Regions from separate parts of the Homo sapiens genome. Here region 1 is linked to region 2. The links are chromatin contacts, found by Hi-C or POLR2A ChIA-PET in ENCODE. All regions are on one chromosome and are shown on one strand. Each heading gives the region's core, a stretch centred on a gene start or an enhancer-like site at or near the end of the contact. The rest is flanking DNA. Distances are from core to core; before and after follow the strand shown. Region 1 has its middle 16 kb from the start of NSUN4. Region 2 overlaps P3R3URF-PIK3R3 (P3R3URF-PIK3R3 readthrough).

Evidence for each region. A loop is a pair of places that touch in the nucleus more often than their neighbours do. ChIA-PET counts read pairs that join two places held with the same protein, here RNA polymerase II (POLR2A). Pooled maps may share reads with other maps.
Region 1: a loop to region 2 is called in a pooled map, with 4 times the contacts of the local background. The contact joins two enhancer-like sites. A Hi-C loop is called at or near these places in 2 of 37 single-sample maps with no recorded cell type and 3 of 50 pooled maps. POLR2A ChIA-PET finds 5 or more read pairs at or near these places in 1 of 52 experiments (GM12878).

What each region holds. Positions count from the first base shown.
Region 1 is chr1:46,321,301-46,328,515 of GRCh38, reverse strand. No RefSeq gene overlaps it. Among named protein-coding and RNA genes, the nearest start is that of NSUN4, 16 kb to the left of the region's middle. RefSeq lists an enhancer at 7,161-7,215. Within about 2 kb of position 2,800, at least 3 of the 41 ENCODE cell types and tissues checked have a DNase peak (open chromatin) inside an H3K27ac peak, as active enhancers do; they include GM12878, where a contact is called at or near this core.
Region 2 is chr1:46,042,107-46,048,892 of GRCh38, reverse strand. P3R3URF-PIK3R3 (P3R3URF-PIK3R3 readthrough) reads left to right here. Exons shown (of 10, transcript NM_001303427.2): 8 at 2,268-2,342; 9 at 2,805-2,975; 10 at 5,022-6,786. The coding sequence ends at 5,220. PIK3R3 (phosphoinositide-3-kinase regulatory subunit 3) reads left to right here. Exons shown (of 10, transcript NM_003629.4): 8 at 2,268-2,342; 9 at 2,805-2,975; 10 at 5,022-6,786. The coding sequence ends at 5,220. Among named protein-coding and RNA genes, the nearest start is that of PIK3R3, 87 kb to the left of the region's middle. RefSeq lists enhancers at 4,159-5,002, 5,217-5,276, 5,003-5,847. Within about 2 kb of position 5,237, at least 7 of the 41 ENCODE cell types and tissues checked have a DNase peak (open chromatin) inside an H3K27ac peak, as active enhancers do; they include GM12878, where a contact is called at or near this core.

The DNA.
Region 1 (7,215 bases), core at 1,551-4,050, 280 kb before region 2:
ACTCTTAGGCAAAACCTAAAGTCCCCCCATGCTGTGGTGATTTTAATAAATACCAAAGGACACCATTAACTAATGAATGCTGGACTAACTAGATACCAAAGCTTGCTCTGTGAAAATCCCTGCATAACCATTGAAGTTTGCAACACCCTAAACCCCGCCATCTTGCTGGGCATCTTGTATCAGAGAGCCCAGTTAAACATAACTGTGTAGAAGTATTGGACTCAGTTTATTCTAGTGGGCCCAAACTCCGAGACCATCCTTAAACAGCAGTAGACTGGGAGCTGTACGCGGATGGGAGCAGCTTCGCCAACCCCTGCAAAGTGACTCTGAAGAAGACGACAAGCCCTGCTCCAGTCATACCCGGAAGCTGACTGGTCCACACACAGCTGAAGCATGAGGAAACTCATAGCAGGGGACTCATTTTCCTTAAAATTTGGACTTGTATTGTAAGGACTTCAACTGACCTTCCTAAGACTGAGGGCTGTTCCCAGTATATACATCAAGTCACTGAGGGACAAAAGATTGCTAAAGTCTTATTATTTTATGGTTATTATAAGTGTACCAGGACTCTAAAAGTTGTTTGTATAATGCAATTCTATCCAAGGTATGTAGCCCAGGAAATAACCAACCTGATGCGTGTTATGACCCATTTTAAGCCTCCCATGATCAGTTTTTAAAATAAAATTAATGACTGGTCCTTTTCTAGGCGACACAAGTAAAGTAATAGCTAGGACAGAAGAAAGAGGGGTCTCCAAGCATATAACCCTAAAATTTAATGCTTGTGCCACTATCAATAGTAATTGGCATAAAATAAGATGCAGTTCTTTAAGTTGAAAAAAAAAAAGTTTACACGGCAGGAAATAAGTATATCTGCCATGAATTAAGCTCATGTGCAAATGTGTGTAATTACTGGTCTTGTGTCATCTAGACTACTTAGAAAAAGGATGAAAAAGATCCTGTTTAGCTCCAAAAAGGAGAATGCAGCCCCTCCTATACGAGTGGACATTGGAACCCCTTGAAATTAATAATTACAAATCCCTTAAACCCAAGGTAGAAAAAAGGAGAACACGTATCTCTGGGCATCAATAGGAAAAGACTAGGTCCTACAGCAAATATCTTAGTAAAAGAGGAGTTTTGTAAACTCTCTCTGGAACCAGTATTTCAGACTTTCTATGATGAACTAAATTTGCCAGTACCAAGAGACTCCAGGAAAAACCAGAAATTTGTTTTTGCAATTAGCCGAGCGTGTAGCCCAGTCTCTAAATGTCACTTCATGTTATGTTTGTGAAAAAACTGTAATAAGAGCTCAATGGCCATAAAAAGCCCAAGAATTAGTGCCTACAGACGCAGTTCCTGATGAATTCCTGGCCCACAAGAATCACCCTGATCATCTCTAGGTTCTAAAAGTCTCAATTATTGGACAATATTACATAGCTAGAAAAAAGAAAGAATTCACTCATTCTATAGGATGTCTTAGTTGTTTGGGCCAAGAACTGTATAATGGTACCGCAAAAAAACAGTTACATGGTGAAGTTCCAATTATATAGAAAGAGATCCATTCAGTAAATTTCCAAGGTTGCAGACTGTCTGGGCCCACCTGGAATTCCACCGGGACTGGACTGCCCCCACCAAGTTATACTGAATACGTAGACATAGAGCTTAAGCTAAGCTGCCTGACCAGTGGACAGGTAGTTGTGTTATTGGCACTATTAAACCATCTTTCTTTCTACTGACCATAAAAACAGGCAAACTCCTGGGCTTCCCTGTCTATGCTTCCCGCGGAAAATGAAGCATAGCCATAGGAAATTGGAAAGATGATAAATGACCTTCAAAAAAAAATTATATAATACTATAGGCCTGCCACTTAGACACAAGACGGCTCATGGGGATACTGGACCCCCACTTACATGCTCAACTGAATCATACAGCTGCAAGCTGTTTTAGAAATCATCACTAGTAAAACCAGTCAAGCCTTGACTATTCTGGCCCAGCAAGAAACTCAGATAAGAAATGCTATCTATCAAAATAGATTGGCTCTCAACTACTTGCTAGCAGCTGAAAGAGAGGTCTATAAGAAATTTAACCTTACTAATTACTGTCTACACATAGATAATCAAAGGCAAGTAGTTAAAGACATAGTTAAAAATATGACAAAACTGACACATGTGCCCATGCAAGTGTAGCATGAATTCGATCCTGAAGCCATGTTTAAAAATTAGTTCCCAGCACTAGAAGGATTTAAAACTCTTATAATAGAATTTATAATAGTAATAAGAACCTGTTTACTGCTTCCTTGTTTGCTACCTGTACTTCTTCAAATGATAAAAAGCTTCATCACTATCTTAGTTCACCAAAATGCTTTAGCACAAGTGTACTATATAAATCACTATCAATCTATTGCACAAAAAGACATAAGTAGCAAAAATAAAAGTCAGAACTCCCACTAATAGAAAGTGAGAGTCTCAAAGGGGGGAAATGAGGGGAGAGAGAGACCTTCTCATATTGTTTTATATTGTTTTATACTCAGTACCTATTTTAAGAAAAAAAAAAAAAAAAAACAAGGAAGTAAAACCAAAGACAGGCAGCCCAGCGCCAGGCCCGAAACCAAGCCTGGGCCTGCCTGGCCTAAACCCAGTAGTTAAAAATCAACTCATAACTTAAAAACCGATGTTATTCATAGATTCCAGACATTGTGCAGAAGAACATTGTGAAACTCCCTGCCCTGTTCTGTTTCTCTCTGACCACCGGTGCATGCAGCCCCTGTCACGTACCCCTTGCTTGCTCCAAATCAATCACGACCCTTTCATGTGAAATCCTTAGAGTTGTGAGCCCTTAAAAGGGACAGGAATTGCTCTCTTGGGGAGTTCGGATTTTAAGGCAGTAGCTTGCCGATGCTCCCAGCTGAATAAAGCCCTTCCTTCTACAACTCGGTGTCTGAGAGGTTTTGTCTGCGGCTCATCCTGCTACAAGTTCACAAGTGTAGGTCATGATGTCCTCCTTTTACTCCTACAGGGACTCATAAGAAACAGGTTTAATATTGGACAGGTGTACCCAGCTAGTGATTTCCTAAAGGTTAATAGTAGTTGGGGGTACTTAACAATACCTATTAAAGGCTCTTTTATTTTGGTTGTAATTGATTCTCGGGGTAGGGGGACAGAGTGAGACTCTGTCTCAAAAAAAAAAAATTACAAGAAATTTTGCTTTTCAATACTATAACCTGTTTCTTTTAAGAACTTATCACCCGGGCACGGTGGCTCACGCCTGTAATCCCAGCACTTTGGAAGACCAAGAAGGGCAGATCACGAGGTCAGGAGATCGAGACCATCCTGGCTAACACGGTGAAACCCTGTATCTACTAAAAAAATACAAAAAAATTAGTCAGCGTGGTGGTGGGCGCCTGTAGTCCCAACACTTTGGGATGCCAAGGCAGGTGAATCACCTGAGGTCGGGAGTTCAAGACCAGCCTGACCAACATGGAGAAACCCCGTCTTTACTAAAAAGTACAAAATCGGTCGGGTGTGGTGGCGCATGCCTGTAATCCCAGCTACTCGGGAGGCTGAGGCAGGAGAATCACTTGAACCCGGGAGGCGGAGGTTTTGGTGAGCCGAGATCGTGCCATTGCACTACAGCCTGGGCAACAAGAGGAAAACTCCATCTCAAAAATAAAATAAAATAGGCCAGGTGCGGTGGCTCACTCCTGTAATCTGAGCACTTTGGGAAGCTGAGGTGGGTGGATCACGAGGTCAAGAGATTGAGACCTCCCTGGCTAACATGGTGAAACCCCATCTCTACTAAAAATACAAAAAATTAGCCGGGCGCAGTGGCGGGCGCCTGTAGTCCCAGCTACTCGGGAGGCTGAGGAAGGAGAATGGCGTGAACCCAGGAGACGGAGCTTGCAGTGAGCCGAGGTCGTGCCACTGCACTCCAGCCTGGGTGACAGAGCGAGACTCCATCTCAAAAAATAAAACTAAATAAATAAATAAAATAAAATAAATAACCAGTCATTTCACTCTAGGACAAGAATTTACCACATAAGATTTTACCTCATGTAAAATTACTCGTGTGTGTGTGTGTGTGTGTGTGTGTGTGTGTGTGTGTGTATTTTTTATTTTTTATTTTTTTGAGTCAGAGTCTCGCTCTGTTGCCAGACTAGAGTGTAGTGGCACAGATCTCGGCTCACTGCAACCTCCACCTCCCGGGTTCAAGCGATTCTCCTGCCTCAGCCTCCGGAGTAGCCGGGACTACAGGCGCACACCACCACGCTCAGCTAATATGTTTGTGTTTTTAGTAGAGACAGGGTTTCACAATGTTGGCCAGGATGGTCTCGATTTCTTAACCGCATGATCCGCCTGCCTCAGCCTCTCAAAGTGCTGGGATTATAGGCGTGAGCCACCACGCCCGGCCTCGGCCTATATTTTTAAAATTAAAAATACATCTTTATTTCTGTATCTTTCTTTCTTTCTCTCTCTCTTTCTTTCCTTCTTTCTTTTTTTAAGACGGAGTTTCACTATTGTTGCCCAGGCTGGAGTGCAATGGTGCAACCTCAGCTCACCACAGCCTCCGCCTCCCGAGTTCAAGCGATTCTCCTGTCTCAGCCTCCCGAGTAGCTGGGATTACAGGCGCATATACCACCACGCCCAGCTAATTTTTGTGTTTTTAGTACAGACAGGGTTTTATCATATTGGTCAGGCTGGTCCCGAACTTCTGACCTCAGGTGATCCGCCCGCCTCGGCCTCCCAAAGTGCTGGGATTACAGGCGTGAGCCACCGCACCCGGCCTATATCTTTCTTTATATCTCTTTCTCCTACTTACTGGTTTCTTTTTCATTTTTTAATTTTTTGAGACAAGGTTTCAGTCTGTTGCCCAAACTGGAGCAATCATAGCTCACTGCAGCCTCAACCTCCCAGGCTCAAGCAATCTTCTCACCTAAGTCTCACGAATAGCTGGGTCCACAGGCATGTACCACCACGCCCTGCTCATTTTTTTGTTTGTTTAGGGATAGGGTCTCCCTATGTTGCCCAGGCTGGTCTCAAACTCCTGTGCTCAATTGATCCTCTGCCTTGGCCTCCCAAAGTACTGGAATTACACGTGTGAACCACTGCACCTGGCCCAGTTTCTTATTTTAAACTTCTCTTTAAATAATACCCAAATTGGCCAAAAGAAAAAATTAATAAGAGCACCATCTTTTGGCATATTTTATATACAGAATTACATGTTACCTTAAATTCTTAACAAACATAAATTTTAGTGAAAATCTAGGAATCCAGAAATCATGCCCCAGTTTATTTGTTTTGTTTTGTTTGAGATGGAGTCTTGCTCTGTCACCCAGGCAATGGCGCAACCTCGACTCACTGCAATCTCTGCCTCCTGAGTTCAAGGGATTCTCCTGCCTCAGCCTCCTGAGTAGCTGGGATTACAGGTGCATGGTACCACACCCAGCTAATTTTTTGTATTTTTAGTAAAGACGGGGTTTCACCCTGTTAGCCAGGATAGTCTCGATCTCCTGACCTCATGATCCACCCGCCTCGGCCTCCCAAAGTGCCGGGATTACAGGCATGACCCACTGTGCCCGGCCAATCCTGCTCCAGTTTAAGATTTTAAGCCACACAAAAAGCACACCCACAAATATTTATTTATATGTATTTAACTTTTTTACTTTTGACAGTTTTATGTAGACCACTTCTGGGAACTAAAATGCCATAAAAGAGGGCAGGGAGGGGAAAGAGAAATTAATTAATTAATTAAATTTAATGCCATATAAAGCCAATTAAAATTTTAAGCCATTTTTCTGTTAACCATTTTAAAACCTTACGTGGTTTGGATCTGCATCCCTGCCCAAATCTCATATCAAGTTGTTTAAAAGTGTATAGCACCAGCTGGTTGTGGTGGCTTACGCCTGTAATCCCAGCACTTTGGGAGGCCGAGGCAGGTGGGTCATGAGGTCAGGAGTTCGAGACCAGCCTGGCCAATAAGGTGAAACCCCATCTCTACTAAAAATACAAAAAAAAAAAAAAAAATTTAGCCGGGCATGGTGGCATGTGCCTGTAGTCCCAGTTACTCGGAAGGCTGAGGCTTGAACCCAGGAGGTGGAGACTGCAGTGAGCCGTGATCTCACCATTGCACTCCTGCCTGGGCGACAGAGTGAGACTCCATCTGAAAACAAAACAAAACAAAAAGTGTATACCACCTCCCCCTTCTCTCTATCCCTCCTGCTCCAGCCATGTAAGATGAGCCTGCTTCCCCTTCACCTTCCGCCATGATTGTAAGTTTCCTGAGGCCTCCCCACCCATGCTTGCCTGCAGAACTGTGAGCCAATTAAACCTCTTTTCTTTATAAATTACCCAGTCTCAGGCATTTCTTTTTTTTTTTTTTTAGCTGGAGTCTCGTTCTATTGCCCAGGCTGGAGTGCAGTGGCACGATCTCGGCTCACTGCAAGCTCTGCCTCCCGGCTTCACGCCATTCTCCTGCCTCAGCCTCCTGAGTAGCTGGGACTACAGGCGCCTGCCACCACACCCGGCGAATTTTTTGTATTTTTAGTAGAGATGGGTTTTCACCGTGTTAGCCAGGATGGTCTTGATCTCTTGACCTCGCGATCCACCCGCCTTGGCCTCCCAAAGTGCTGGGATTACAGGCATGAGCCACCGCACCCGGCCATCTTAGGCATTTCTTTCTTTTTTCTTTTCTTTTTTTTTTTTCCTGGACAGAGTCTTACTCTTACTTATTGTAGTACAGTGCAAGTCACATCTTACGTGGATGGCAGCATGCAAAAAGGGCTTGTGCAGGGAAACTCCTGTTTTTAAAACCATCAGATCTCGTGAGACCCATTCGCTATCACAAGAACAACACAAGAAGGACCTGCCCCACTGATTCAATCATCTCCCACCAGGTCCCTCCCACAACGCATGGGAATTATGGCAGCTACAAGATGAGATTTGGCGGGGGACACAGAGCCAAACCAATCAGTAAACATTTACTAAAATCTGGGTGATGGGTTTAGGGATGTTCACTGCAAAATTTCACCCTTGGTGTACATTTGAATTTTTTTTTTTTTTTCAAGACAGTGTTTCACTCTGTTGCCCAGGCTGGATTACAAGCGTGAACCACCGCGCCTCTTCGCAAAAAACCTACTTGAGACTGAGTAATTTATAAACACAAGAGGCTTAATTAACTCAGTTCCACATGGCTGGGAAGGCCTCAGGAACTTTCAATCATGTG
Region 2 (6,786 bases), core at 3,988-6,487:
AAATCTAATCAACTCCTGGCATTGTTAATAGGTTTGTAAGGACTCAGAACTAGATAAGTCTTTGAAATGGACTTTTAGGAGATTGGAAAAGTTGCCTAAGTCAGAAGGTAGGCACCATCATAAATGGAGGGTGGAGCAAAAGCAATTTTTCTTTTTCTTTTTTTTTTCAATTAGGAAAGTGTTAGGAAATGAGTTCCTAACATTGTGTGTGGCAGAAAGGGAGGCTCAGTTTAAAGAGGTTGGTGGTTAAAAGAAAATGGGGATTCAAGAGAAAATGTCGTGCATTCATTCAACTCACACTTTTTTACCCAGTGTGCATATTTCTTTGATAAAGAGAAGGTCAGTTTCTTTAAGGATAGAAAACTTTGGGTGATAAGAATGCTTAGAGGAGGGCATCTGGATATTTTGATGACAGACGCGATGGTGTGGGGGAGGGGGTTTGTTACTAAATCAGTTGTATCAAGATCACATATTATCTATTTTCCAGTTTTGCTAAGAATAAAAAATGAAATCCAAGTTAACTAAAGGGCAATTCTTACTGAGAAAGACTGTGAAATCTGTCTAACAGAACTTTAAAATTAGGTGTGATGCCAAGTTATCTTGTATACTTGGGGAGATACAGGATGATCCTGGAGTTGTGAAGATTTTGTTAAAAGCAGCCCACCAGCAAATATTTACTGACAATTGAATGTCTATGTGCATGTGCTGTTTTAATAATTGGCAACATAGCCATGAACAGGACAGACCACTTTCATTACAGCAGCTTACATTTTATTGGGGAGACAGACATAAACAAATACAAATATAAAATAGGCCTGGCACGGTGGCTCATGCCTGTAATCCCAGCACTTTGGGAGGCCAAGATGGGCGGATCACCTGAGGCCAGGAGTTCAAGACCAGCCTGACCAACATGGTGAAACCCTGTCTGTACTAAAAATACGAAAATTAGCTGGGCATGGTGGCGCGTGACTGTAGTCCCAGCTACCCTGGAGGCAGAGGTGAGAGAATTGCTTGAACCCTGGAGATGGAGGTTGCAGTGAGCCGAGATTGTGCCATTGCATTCCAGCCTAGGTGACAGAGTGAGAGTCCGTCTCAAAAAAACCCCAACCAACCAACCAAACAAACAAAAATATAAAATAATGGATTTTAGCTAAGTGCTATGAAGATGATAAAACAAGGTAAAGTGTAGAGAGTGACTGGGGACTGCCTTAGTTGGGACAGTTAGGATAGTCCTCCCTGAGGGGATGGTGTTGATGATGAAACCTGAATGATAGGAGCCTTGCTTGGTGGGTAATGATGAACGAAGATGCTTTCCACTCCACTCTAGTTTTAGACTATTGGCCATCTGAAAGGAACAAAGTGTGCTGGTTTACCTCATTTTACATTTAAAATACTAGCACATTTTAAGATACTATGATTTTTTCTTTTCTTTCTTTCTTTCTTTTTTTTTTTTTTGAGATGGAGTCTCGTTCTGTCGCCCACACTGGAGGGCAGTGGTACAATCTCAGCTCACTACAGCCTCCACCCCCTGGTTTCAAGCAATTCTCCTGCCTCAGCCTCCCTAGTAGCTGGGATTACAGGCATGCACTACCACACTTGGCTAATTTTTGTATTTTTAGTAGAAACGGGGTTTCACTATGTTGGCCAGGCTGGTCTCAAACTGCTGACCGCAGGTGATCCACCTGCCTTGGCCTCCCAAAGTGCTGGGATTACAGGCATGAGCCACCGCGCCCGGCTTGGATACTATGATTTTCTTGGTAATGAAGTTCACTCATATTAATTACTCAGATTGCCACCCTGAATTTCTTGTGGCCTGCTTAAATGCAAAAATAGATCTTGAAGTTTTTAGTTAAAATATTAAACTCAATTCAGTAGGTCACACAGGAAGTGTGTCCTCAGGCTTAGTGGAGATTGCAAATGTGACACCATGCTAACCTAATGTTTTCAGAAACAAATGTCCCACTGTGAGTGCGAGTATGTGTGTGCTTGTGGTGGCACATCCTCCAGAAAAGAAAAATGAAAAGTGAAGGGCCTAATTTCAAGTAGCCCTCTATGTTTCTGCCTTTTTCTGGAAAAGATCAGTTCATCTTGATAGTAGTTGAAAGAAAAGTAATCGAGAGACTAATTTTGGGAAATCTTTGCCCATTCTGTGGGATTAGGAAAAACAAGAGGTGTCTAGACTCTAGAAGTTTAGTTGGCTCAGACATACCTACTTTGTCCAGTCAGAGTTTGCATGGATACTGACACTGGTGTCTTTCCTCTGGCAGATGGCTCAATCACAAAGGAGTGAGACAGAAACGCCTGAATGTCTGGCTGGGAATTAAGAATGAGGATGCTGATGAGTAAGTTCTCTCTATACCTTTCTGTCAGAGGGCTTTGTTATCAATATAAGACATGCGCCTTGTTTATACGTGGTAAATATTGGTTGTCATTGTCACTTGAGGACATTGAATCTAGAACTTTGACTATCTTTTGAATTGAATTGCCTGAAGGTACCCTATAGGCACTGGAGTTCAGAGACCTGCTTCTGAACTCAAAATCTGGATGTGTAAGCTACTTTGAGTATAGCTACCCAAAATCTGGATGTAAAAGCACTTTTATTCAGATGTTCATATTTCAGCTTATTGGATGAAACATGAATTCTTTGCTTTATGCACCATAGCAAGTAATGAAGTTAACACCCAAATAATTGCAATTTTGCTTTGTTATTTGTGGTTTAAAGATTTAGAAGAGTGTTTTATTTATGAATTTGCTTTTAGATAGAAGTAACTTGTTAGAATAATATACTAATATTTAATTTTTAGGAACTATTTTATCAATGAGGAAGATGAAAACCTGCCCCATTATGATGAGAAAACCTGGTTTGTTGAGGATATCAATCGAGTACAAGCAGAGGACTTGCTTTATGGGAAACCTGATGGTGCATTCTTAATTCGTGAGAGTAGCAAGAAAGGATGCTATGCTTGCTCTGTGGTGTAAGTCTTCTCTGGGGATATAACCTTTTGAAATCTTTTGCATCAATTATTATAAAATCAACCCCTCATAAAATTCAGATGAAATTAGTTAATGTACAGTAACGAGGACCCATGGCTCGGACCATAACTATTAGTACAAAAAAACCCAGCTTTATGAGAAATGATATCTGAAATTATCTTGGAGTTTTAATTTACGTGGTAAGTAGATTAGGCCCCGCAGTATTGCTGTTGGATTTCAGGTGTCTGTGAAAGGTAATGTGAGATCTTAAATTGAAAAAAAAAAAAAAAAAAAAAAAAAAAGCACTTAATTGTTTAGTAGTATCCTATATGTCTAGTATGGTCTCCAGTGTCAGATTAGGAAAAGCTTGATTAAATAGAACTGTTTTTACTTCAGAAGGAAAACTCTATCTAAAATTTTAAATTACATATTATTCTGTTGATGTAGTGACAGGAAATGTGGGCGTGTTTTCCATAAGATAATCGTGACTTTTTTGAGAAAAGCCTATTTTCCTTTTAATGGAAAGTGAAATTTTGGGGATAACTAACTGTGCTTCAGTCAGATTTTTGCCTGAGTGTGGAATATATTCTTTAAGAAGGCAAACATCTTCACTGACAAAAGCCACACTTAGAAAAGAGTTATGATGGTGCCAGATATACTGGGTTCAGCTCCTGGCTCTACTGCTTACTAGCTGGGTAACTTTGGGTAAATTACTTAATCTTTCTTTGCCCAGTTTCCTTATCTGTAAAATAAGGATAATACCTACTTTAGGGTTTTTGTGAGGATTAAATGAGTTAATCTGTGTAATACAATATGCTTTTAACAGTGCAGGGACATAAGAAGTAAATGTCACCTACTAATATGATGATGATGCTACTGATGGATGTGGCAGAAGTCAAACAAAGTGACAAAATGATTGTGCCCTTAGAGGGCAAGGTGGAGAAGGTAGGCGAAAGGCATTCATATTAACAGACTGCTCAGTGCTTTATGTGATCATCTTGTTCATAGTGCTCTACTTGTATCATGGAGTCAGAGTTTGAATCCAAGTTTACCTGGTTTCAAAACCCACATTTTTCTATTGCACCAGGCTTTTTTCATTTCACCAAATATCCACAATGAATAGAACCACTGTGAAATAAGTATTATTAGTAGGCTGTGCACATGTGGAAGCATTAATTTTAGTGGAGAAAGAGCGGATTGGGAGGTTTTGTGGAAAAGGTATCTGAGATGGACCTCAAAAAGATGAATGGGATGTCTTATGGGCAGAAAATGGGGGAGGAGTTGAAAAGTGCATTGGATTACTGTTATCCAAGGATAGAACTACTTGCAACATTTCATTTCTCCTTGACTTGGGCTGTTGAAGTTATCTGAGTGGAAATGTAGGCGAGAATGGTTCTTGTAAGACTTAGGATCTTCTAAGAATAATAAAAAGAAGGAAGGCAGTAAGCCCAGTCGCTCACTGTCACTCAGGTTATTGGGTGGCAGCCTGTAGGTTCAGGACTTGGCTGCAGTCCTTACATAAACTGATTAATCAAAAACTACCCTTGGCTGGGCGTGGTGGCTCACACCTGTAATCCCAGCATTTTAATAGGCTAAGGCAGGAGGATTCCTTGAGCCCAGGAGTTCACGACCAGCCTGGGCAACATAGCAAGACCCCATTTCTACTAAAAATAAAAAAGTAGCTGGGCATGTGGCTCACACCTGTAGTCCCGGCTACTTGGGAAGCTGTGGTGGGAGGATCACTTGAGCCCAGGAGTTCAAGGCTGCAGTGAGCTGTAATCAAGCCACTGTACCCTAGCTTTCGTGATAGAGCGAGACCCTGTCTAAAAAAAAAAAAAAGAAATAAATAAACCCTTACATTTGTGGTTGTTTTAACACCCGTATCTGTGGCCAAGTCTGTAGGGAATGGGAACGCAATTTCACAAGCTTTGCCTGGTTAACAAAAAACACTTGTTTGCATAACAATTGCTCTCAGACTTCTGGCCATTTAGTGTCCTTTTATCTATTGTTACCTACCTTAACATTTCTTCTGTGGTTTGTCATTGCAGGGCCGATGGGGAAGTGAAGCACTGTGTGATCTACAGCACTGCTCGGGGCTATGGCTTTGCAGAGCCCTACAACCTGTACAGCTCTCTGAAGGAGCTAGTGCTCCATTACCAGCAGACATCCTTGGTTCAGCACAACGACTCCCTCAACGTCAGGCTTGCCTACCCTGTTCATGCACAGATGCCCTCGCTTTGCAGATAAAGAGGAAGTGGGAAGAGAGGTGGTTCTCTGGCATTTTTTTCTACAGTTTTTATTAGACTACGATGAGGGCATTCTTTCTACATAGACTGCTTGTTTTGCACAAGAAGTGATTTTGTGAATGTGAAGTGGAGAGGCCGAGCAGCAGCCGGCCGGGATGGGGGCATTAGAGGCCTGAGGTTCTCTAGGACTCAGCCATGCCGCTGCACTGACATACTAAGCTGGAAGCAGATGTTTTTTTTGAAAGTCTGTTTCATTGGGGTTTTTGTTTTGTTTAGCCAGACACCCTCAACAGAATATTAGGCTTGATGGTTATAGCGGGTGGGGTTGTATTTGGAAGCCTCTGAAGAGACCATGTCTTTTTAAAATCTAACTCTTGAGAGTGCAGCAGGGGCATGGCTCTGCTGGGAGTTGTGTTTTGCTTTGGCAGTCTCTCTTCCCCCCACGAAGAAGGCTGTTTAGGTTTTGTGATAGAATGGGATTTGATGAAAAAGACAACCAAAGGAAAATGGGGAGGCTTGGGATTTCATTTAAATAATCTAAGCCAAGATGATAAAAAAAACCTTCAACTGAAGGTATTTTGTTTCTTACCAACATAATTTAGGCTTCAGCATCTCACCAGCCCCTCCCTCTGAAGAAGTATTATGTTCAGAAGCCAACAAAACAGTTTGTTGCCAGACCAATGTTTGATGGGAAAACGTGGCACTCATAGTTGAATGTATACTTCTGTACCAAAACTTGAACATAAAAAGACTAGAATTTGTGAGTTTTAGCAAACGCTAAAATTGATCACTGTAACTAACCCCTTCTGTCCTTCCTGCCTGTTTCTCTGAGATGAGGAATAGCATTCTTTTTGTGGGGATGGTGAGCTTTGAATCATAAAATGAAGTTGGTGCTTGTATGGTGTTTCCTTAGCCTAAAGAATGATCTGTTGTTTGAAACCTTTGTAACTTGTTTGTATGAGTAAAGAAAAGGTGCAATGCAGTGCTTTTAGATGGCTTGATATACCAAATAACAATATAGAACAACATTATTATATGTGCTTCCCCAAGTTTAAAGGCCCTGCAGAAATAGTAAACATGGTTTAATTTCCCTTCATTTCCCCCTCCTTTGCTGGATGGGGTTTTGGGAGCTATAGGTTGCTAAGGAGGGGAGTCAGATTGTGGTCAGGTGCCTCAGTAAATCACAGACCCAGGGGCCCTGTGGTCCAGGGTGAGAGTCACACCACATTACACATGTGCTTCCATACAGTGGTTTCTGAAGCTTTTGCAGGGAGAGAAGATGGCTTAGTGTTTAGACTGTTAGTAGAAGCCATCTGGAAGCTTTTCTCTTTGCCTTTTTTTGTGATCCTGCCATTAAGGCTATGTGCAGTCTGCCCTCCTGCTCCAGTGGCCTTGATTTTAGGCCAGGAATCTTCTGCTCCATGTGGCTTAAGCCTTCCAGCTGAGTGAAGCTAGGCAAATGGAGTGGGGGCAGGCATCTATTCCTGCCCCCATCATGCCCCACACCCATCAGTCAACACTCATTTGACAAATAGAGTCCAGCTGCCTCTGAGCCAATCCTGGGACC